2 separate regions of the Homo sapiens genome follow, and region 2 is linked to region 1. Evidence: chromatin loops called from intact Hi-C (ENCODE). Cell type or tissue: K562. All regions are shown on one strand. Links, peaks and the distances in the headings refer to the core of each region. The heading gives the core; the rest is flanking DNA.

The links. Hi-C counts contacts between places; a loop is a spot of excess contacts. Peaks named below come from ENCODE experiments on the same cell type or tissue, not always from the same donor. Only the 100,000 strongest peaks of a DNase experiment are listed, where the experiment ranks them.
Region 2: it touches region 1 in a loop (2.2-fold over the local background); 1 of 110 quality-filtered maps calls a loop at or near these places.

The regions. Positions count from the first base shown.
Region 1 is chr5:98,961,316-98,965,721 of GRCh38, reverse strand. All of the region lies in intron 1 of CHD1-DT (CHD1 divergent transcript), which reads right to left. Among named protein-coding and RNA genes, the nearest start is that of CHD1, 35 kb to the right of the region's middle. RefSeq lists an enhancer at 2,205-2,949. In K562, for the core only: no CTCF peak of the experiment used is centred there; a DNase peak (open chromatin) is centred at 1,841.
Region 2 is chr5:98,903,408-98,907,813 of GRCh38, reverse strand. CHD1 (chromodomain helicase DNA binding protein 1) reads left to right here. Exons shown (of 36, transcript NM_001270.4): 3 at 2,716-2,917; 4 at 3,906-4,022. Among named protein-coding and RNA genes, the nearest start is that of CHD1-DT, 23 kb to the left of the region's middle. RefSeq lists an enhancer at 2,161-3,360. In K562, for the core only: a CTCF peak has its summit at 1,764 (motif pointing left); no DNase peak of the experiment used is centred there.

The DNA of each region.
Region 1 (4,406 bases), core at 263-4,262:
GACTGAAAATGTTACTTTTTGGATTCCATATTTATGCACTCAAAAATATTTACTGTGTACTTATTATGTGCCAGGAACCTTTTTAAGGTGCTGGGGCTGGAGTGATGGCTCATGCCTATAATCCCAGCACTTTGTGAGGCTGAGGTGGGCAGATTGCTTGAACCCAGGAGCTCGAGACCAGCTTGGGCAACATGCGAAATCCCATCTCTACAAAAAATACAAAATTAGCTGGGTGTGGTGGCGTGCAGTTGCAATTTCAGCTTCTGAGGGGGCTGAAGTGTGAGGATCACATGAGCCTGGGAAGGCTGAGGCTGCAGTGAGCTGTGATCATGCTACTGCAATCTAGCCTGAGTAACAGAGTGAGTCTTTGTCTTAAAAAAAAAACAAAAAAAAAACAAAAAAAAAAGATGCTCGGAATAAGAATAACTTCTCAAACTTGAATGAATTTAAAAAGAAAAAGAAAAAAAGATGCTGGGACTGTTTCTGTGAACAGTAGATAAAAATTCCTGCCCTTGTTGAGCACATATTCTAGTAGGAGAAGACAGACATTAAATAAGTAAAACAGTATGAAGGGAAATGTCATGTCTGGTATTCACTTTAAAACATTTCAGAAAAAAGCCCAAACAAAGCAAAACAAAATGATGAGGGTATAGATTAAATGATGGGTAAAATATTAATAATTATTGAAGCTTGGTGATGGGAACATATGAGATTCATTATATTATTCATACATACACACTGTTGTTTGTGATAAATGCTATGTAGAAGTGTAAAGCAGAACAGGAGAAACAGGAGTGCTTGGGGTAAATTATAGTGTGGTTAGGGAAGGCCTGCTGAAAGGTGACATTTCAGCAAAGACCATATGGATGGGGTCACACATTTACTCACTAAACTTGAATGTACAATGACAATGAGGTCTTTTCATTTACTATAACCTCTTAGTCCCCTCTGGGTACTAAGGATATAGCAGTCAACAATCTCATCTTCCTTTTTAGTTCCTCCCCTTTTGGGAGGCAAGGAAGAAAAAAATCTAAATTTAACCCAGCCTGGAAAAACCTCAGCTTAATCTACTTGTTGCTTCAAAGGTAGGATGGGGGAAACTGATGAGACAATGTGGAGACACAAAATTCTATTATCTTTATTGAACACAACAACCTTGTCGGTTAATTATAACATGTCTACAGCACCTAGGCATTTTCTCTAAGTATGCAAGTCTGTACATTTTTTTTTTGAGATGGAGTTTTCACTCTTGTTGCCCAGGCTGGAGTGCAATGGCGCCATCTCAGCTCACCACAACCTCCACCTCCTGGGTTCAAGTGAGTCTCCTGCCTCAGCCTCCCGAGTAGCTGGGATTACAGGCATGCGCCACCACACCAGGCTAATTTTTTGTATTTTTAGTAGAGACAGGGTTTCACCATGTTGGTCAGGTTGGTCTCGAACTCCCGACCAGGTGATCCACCCGCCTTGGCCTCCCAAAGTGCTGGGATTACAGGCGTGAGCCAGTGCGCCCGGCCTACAAGTCTGTACACTTTTATGCCTACCTCATGTTTATCATTTTCATGGTCTCATCTTTCTTGCACAACTTTCCACCTGCAGCCACCACCACCCAACCCACCACAAACACAAGTGCTCCCCACTCTTTCCCTCAAGGTGACAGTAACTAGACCACAGGTTGCTCCACCACTGGTTACCAATTACTTCATTTTCTTACTTCTTTCTTTTTATAATATCATTATCATAAGGAGGAATTTCACTGCCCAGGTCATCAGGAGGGACCCACACAGAGCAATGTCAGTTATAGCCAGTTCTTCTTTGGTCAAACACCAGCTGTGGTTTTAGCTTATCCTGTGCTTATCCCTGTAAGAATGTAAACATTCTGCAGTTGCCTCATCCTTATCTATTTTTTTACTATGTCTTGGTGACCTTACAGTTCCCCCTGAATGCAGTGACTTCAAACTTTCAGCTTTTAATAAGCGACATCAAATAATTCTATTCTTCACTGTAAGATATTTTCCCTCTGATCAAAACCTACCCAACACCAAGAATTTGAACATTCTGATTCTTCAGATCCTTTCCCTAAGCACGGCCCCCACCCCTGCCCATCCCCAACCCTCCCCCCAGCAGAAGCAGAATTAACTTCTTTTTCTGTCTCACTGAATTCTCCCTTTTGAAAAATCCTAGGTGGTATTTTTTTAATGCACATCACAGTTCAGTGTGCTGTGAATAGTGTATTAAAAAGAAATAAAATTGTAGTGGATAGAATATATCAAAATGCATGTTAAATTTTTGTTTCAGTGATAATGCATATGTGTGTGTGTATGTATATTATGATCCAGTTCACATGTACGTATAATATTCGGTCTAGGTACATGTGAACTGGGTCACAATATGATGTTTCCTATTGTGGGCAGTGGTGATGTGAGAGCCTAATAGCTATCAGGCCTAGCCTTTGATGTGTTAATGCCAGCAAAAGGAGTTTGGGAAACCCTTTCATTCTCCAGGTTTGCAAGATAATTCTCTTCTTAGAGAGGTCAGGAAAGTCAGCTTTGAGTCTCAAAGCTAATCAGCATCCTTTCTGGTGTAGCTTCCTTTGTGTAATAATCCTCTGGCTCCTTTTGTGTAATAAGCCTCAAACCAAGGAAAAGGAAAGCTGTGAAGATTACATTGTATCCTTATAATATCGTAAAATATCACCCTACTATACATATCAATTATGAGTCTCAGGCTTTCATATGAATTTGCAGTTGCTTAAGCAAGGAAGGCTGTTTTTGTTTTTGTTTTTTACAATTGATCCCAAGATATGTTTGAAGAGGGTGAAGTAGCAATGGCTTACAGAACCCTTGGACAACTATGGGAGGAGATGCTGGTACAATCTACTGGACAAACAGTCTCTCTCCCTCTTTAACAAACTAGGTCAGCCAGGTGAGAAAGTGTAAATATTGTGGTTATTCCCCTCCCTCATCTCTGAGCTTCAACAGATGCACTTTTCCCACTAGAATGTAAACTCTATGAGAATAGTAATTTTTGTTGACTGCTACATCCTTAGTACCCAGAGGCTTCAGCTCAGAGTATGAGAATGATAACATCACCTGCAGGGGTCCAGAGTACAGCCAGCCAAGTCTGTATCCTACAGGATAGATAGGATGGATACAAGAGCCCAAACACACACATAAATGCCAATTCGAAGTAAAAGAGACAGAATAAGAACTCAGGATATGTAATGGATCAGAAACAGGGAAGTGGGGCCCAAATTGGTTTTCACAAATACCGCTGGATACAGTTTCTTTTACAGACTGTAAAGGTAGGTGGTATGTGGTGAGTTACACCAAAAAACTGGGAGGATGGTTAAAGAACTAAAATTGAATATCTAGGTAGCCTTTCAGACCAAAAAAGAAAATAAAATGACAAGACTTAAGTAAAGCAGTAGAAAAAATAGATTTTACATTTCTGATTAGAATTTTCAAGATTTGGTGATCAATCAGTATAACATATGGGAAGATTAACAATGGTTAGATCATTTACTTTAGGGGAACTGGGCAGATAGTGACTGTATTAAAACATAGAGACTATATGGGGAAGTGGTTTAGATGGTAATGAGTTTAGTTTTGGACACAATAAATTTGAAGTGTCTGTCAAAAATTCAAGTTGAGAGGTCAAATAGGCTTAGAAAATTCTTATCTAAACCTCAGAAAATGGTTAGAATTGGAGCTAAAGATTTAGGAATCCACGTGTGTATAGGTGCTAATTAAATTCATAGGACTTACCTGAATAGAAAAGATGGTTTATAATTTTTTTTTAAGAGACTGGATCTCGCTATATTGCCCAGGCTTGTCTCAGACTCCTGGCCTCAACTGATCCTCCCATGTCAGCCTCCCAAAGCGCTGGGATTACAGATGTACACCACCACATCTGGCCTCTTTATGCAATTATAGAGAGAAAAGTGGGTAAAGAATGGAAGGATGAGGTAGTCTAACATTCAGAGGTAATTAAATGATAATCCAATGTAAGGACTATAGAAAAAATAGAACCAGTAGTATTATATAAGAAAATGAATTTAATATCCAAGCCTTGTTTTCCTGGCCTTTCTCCCATGATTATGCCACATGTGATAGGCAAAATTAATCAACTCATTCAAACTTCTTCTTTTTTCTCCTTCCATTTCCACACACACATATTTGTAAGCAGCTGCAAGTTGGGATCCCAGGAAATAGACTGAGATTCTGAGGTGCGCATGTAGGAGGTTTGTTGTGGAAAGGAGGGTTTCTCTCAGGAACATGATCTGTGAGAGGTAAGGAAGTAGGATTAGAGAGGGAGAAATTGAACTGTGATGAAGTTACAACAGAGGCCTCAGTTGACCCACGGGAGCTCTGAAGCCCCTTCAGAGAAGTTCTAAATTAAAGCCAAGG
Region 2 (4,406 bases), core at 196-4,195, 58 kb after region 1:
TCCCTCCCTCTCTTTAGGCCATCATTTTCAAATTAGTTGGGTTATTCTGCCATTGTTGCTTTTCAAAAAATACAAGCAAATATATATAAATATTTTTCTTTCTTATGCAAAAGAAACATTCTATAAACATTTGGTATCTTTTTTTCACTTAAACTGTATCTTAGATCATTCTATAGCAGTAAATAAGATATTCCTTACTCTTTTTGCTTTTTTTTTTTTTTTTTTGAGATGGAGTTTTGCTCTTGTTGCCCAGGCTGGAGTGCAATGGCGTGAACTTGGCTCACTGCAACCTCCGCCTCCAGGGTTCAAGTGATTCTCCTGCCTCAGCCTCCCAAGTAGCTGGGATCACAGGCATGCGCCACCATGCCCAGCCAGTTTTGTATTTTCAGTAGAGTCGAGGTTTCTCCATGTTGGTCAGACTGGTCTCGAACTCCCGACCTCAGGTGATCCGCCCCCCTCTGCCTTCCAAAGTGCTGGGATTACAGGCATGAGCCACCGCTCCCAGCTCTTTTTGCATATTCTTTATCGTACTAAAGAACAACTCAATAAAATAAATACTTTATTCAGTATTTCTAATACCCAAGGTAAAGACATTCTAACAATAAACCTGTGCAACTAGAGTAGCATAGCCTCGGGCTGTTGCTTTTATCTCCAGCCAGTACTACTGCCTAAAGAATATGAAAGGAAAGATTTCTGTATTCATTTAAGAATTTTGATTTGTTAACAAGCAGTTTTTACTAGCTATGCATCTGGAATGACTAATGACTAATGAGAATTACAGGCCCACAATAGCCCCCACAATTTAATCATTCATCTGTCTACTGTTCACATATTTATTGAGCACCCATCTGTGTGAGGCACTCTGCTAGGTATTCTGGAAAAAAATTGAGTTTCATAAATATCCATTGTGTCATAGATACAAATTTAAGACATCATGAGGTCTACTTGTTAACCTTACTGTGTATGATCTCTACTTTCAAGATCTTCAGAGGAGATACTTTATTGCTACTAGCAGAATAATTTAATAGAACTCACATTCCTCAAAAGAAAGAGATACTCTTTTATTTCTTTGCTGAAGAATTCATTTAACAGCACTTTCTTCTAAGTGTTTTCTGACTACTGTACCAAACTTGGTTATATCTTTAGTGCTCCCCATACATGGGAATCAGTTGTCTTAAACATAGCAAAGAAGGATATTTATTCATTTATATGACTGTCTCGAGGTTAAATAGTTCTTTTGATGATAAAGACTTCATCTCATCTCAGTCTGTCCCCAGTGCCTAACACATGATAGTTCTCAATAAAGTTTATTGAATAAATGAAATATTTTGCTTACCTATTATGTTAAGGGAAAAATAAAGTTGTATGTCAGGAAAAAAAATCTTTTAATATCCTTGCTAAAATTTCTCGCAAGGTATGCAAGTAAAATATGGCCTTAAAAATTAAAATTTAATATGCTGTTTTTGGACCTCTAAACTATGTGACCAGAGAGGAGACATGATGGCAAAAATGATCTTCATAGCATATGCCTTTAAGAAGCAAATTTTAATTTACTGTTTCTATGAATACAACATTTATTCCATTAGATTGAAAAACACAACAATGCTTATTCATACTTTAAGCATTTATATATCTCACCTGTAGAATCAAAATTCTTCCTGCAAACTTTTATTTCTCTGTTCTCATGCAGAAATTACTAAATTCTTGCTCTGGAAAAAGAGAATTACTGTGTTGTCTTAGAGTAATACCTCCATCTGGTGGCATTTTAGAAAATTACAGAAGAGGACAGGAAACTTGTATTTTCTTGTATATCTGTAAACTGTATTACCTGTGGTTTCTCATAAAGCCAAATGAAATTACATCAAAAGCGGAGTCAACCATATGTACCAGAAATTTAATGCCCTAGTTTTCAACATATAAACAAATGACCTTGGGGATAATTATATAATCAACTGTTTAGTCCAGACTATTTCTGCTCTATCTTGGACTAAAAATTAGAAATGGAAAAAAGGATAGTTTATGAAATGTCAATTGCTTTTTTATGTGTGTGTATACACGTTAGGAAATATGAGAATTTGCTATTTCAGATTTATTGCTACAGATCCACAAAGAACTTATTAATAAGTGATTTTCTCAGACAAGCAGTGTTACTGATTTTTTAAAATAAATTATATTTTATCATAGCTCGGTTATAATAAATTATGTTCTCCTGGAGTGATAGAGATGGAAACTTGAAAACAAGCAGAAACTACAAATAAATTTCTGCCTGTTACTGTAAGAATTTTTTTTAACACATTTAATCTTTTCTTCACACATTTCTTACTTTATTATTGCTAGAGCTTTATAAAGGTAGGTACCATGCCTTCAACTTCTTGACTTCTCAAAGTTTCTAACCCAGGATTTTGTACTTAGTAGATTTTGCATATTGTCTTAGAAGAAGATTACAATCTTATTGCTTATGTTTTAGCCATAAAAATCTATAAAATATGTCATAAATCTATCAAGTATGTAATAATCTATCACGTATAAATAAATTATCAACTATGGCAGTTGTTACTATAGATTAAATCAATTCCTTTTTCTTTTTTTTGGCCAAAGATAGTTGAAATATTAAGTATGAAGTAAAATTTAATGATTTGGGGCTTTCTGCTGACGTCTAAGAAAAATTAAATTCCTAATGAATTTTGTTTGAAATTGTTTATTTTCAAATTATAGCCAGTCGGATGATGATTCTGGGTCAGCTTCAGGCTCTGGATCTGGTTCGAGTTCTGGAAGCAGTAGTGATGGAAGCAGTAGCCAGTCAGGTAGCAGTGACTCTGACTCCGGATCTGAATCAGGCAGTCAGTCAGAGTCTGAGTCAGACACTTCCCGAGAAAACAAAGTTCAAGCAAAACCACCGAAAGTTGATGGAGCTGAGGTAATCAATAAAATACCCAATGAAAGGTAGATTGCTTGTATTACTTTGGGAAAATTTAGAGGATTGGTTTATACCATTCTTAATCTAGCTTTTAGAGAAGACAACATTTTAAATTAAAATTTACTTTTAGTGATTCTCACATTCATGGTGGTACACCTGTGGACTAATTGGCTTGGAATAGATGCATTTTCGAACTAGAAAACACAAAGTGTAAATTACACACAGGCAAATAAAACGTTTTCTGCCTCTTAGGCAGAAATTGAGTTTCATAAATATCCATTGTGTCATAGATACAAATTTAAGACATTGTGAGGTCTACTTGTTAACCTTACCGTGTTATGATCTCTACTTTCAAGAGCTTCAAAGGAGATACTTTATTGCTACTAGCAGAATAATTTAATGGAACTCAGATTCCTCAAAGATAATGATGGAATAGGGTAAGGGGCTATTCTGTTTGGAAAAAACTACAAGAGATACAAAAACTTGTCTATACTTCGTGGTAGTATACAGTGTTACTCAGAGTACCAGTCTGTGATGAGATAAGATGCTTGAGGGCCAGAATATAAATCGACACACAGATTCCTTCATAGAGAAAAATGTTGCTACCGGCCCCCCGCTCAAATCTGAGCTAAAACAATGTGCCTAGTGACATCGTTGACGTATATTCTGACTCAGCCTCTTCACCTCACACTGATAAAATAGGTAACCACACTATGAGTAGCACTAATACAAATAATACTCTTAGCATCAAGAGGATATTGATTAATATTGTCTGTGGAACTCAACACACCATTTTTTTTTATACATAACTAGAGCTCAGCATTTTATTTAACTATATTGCAATGATAATTGTGTTACATATAGGTAAGGAATATAGTCTTTATTACTTTGAGGCAGTAAAGATGGTGGTATAGTTTTTCAATAAATTAACCTTTTTTTGCAGTTTTCTTAATACTTCTTCATTCACTGGTTTATATTTCTATTATAGTTTTGGAAATCTAGTCCTAGTATTCTGGCCGTTCAGAGATCTGCAATCCTCAAGAAGCAGCAACAGCAGCAGCAGCAACAACAACATCAAGCCTCATCTAATAGCGGATCAGAAGAGGTGCATTTTCATCATGAGCTATTATTTTAAAAGTGGACATGCTGCTGAATCAGTTAACTAGTATTTGTGAAATTATTAAAAATAATAAGTGCTTTGAAAGAATAAGTAGGAAATACTTTAAGTGTATATATCAAGAATCTTGAAATACAGATTTTGCATTATCCAGTAATTCCAATTTTAGGGATTAATCCAAAATAAGCAGTGGGACATTTGTGTGCATTTGCTCATTACAGCAAAATTAGAAATAAACTAAATGTGAACTCTGTGGGAAATAATTAAATGTGATATGCACCTACACGCATATACATGTATGAATGAAGGAATATTATATCATTAAATCATATTTGTACGAAATAATAACAGAAATCTCAACATAATATTTTT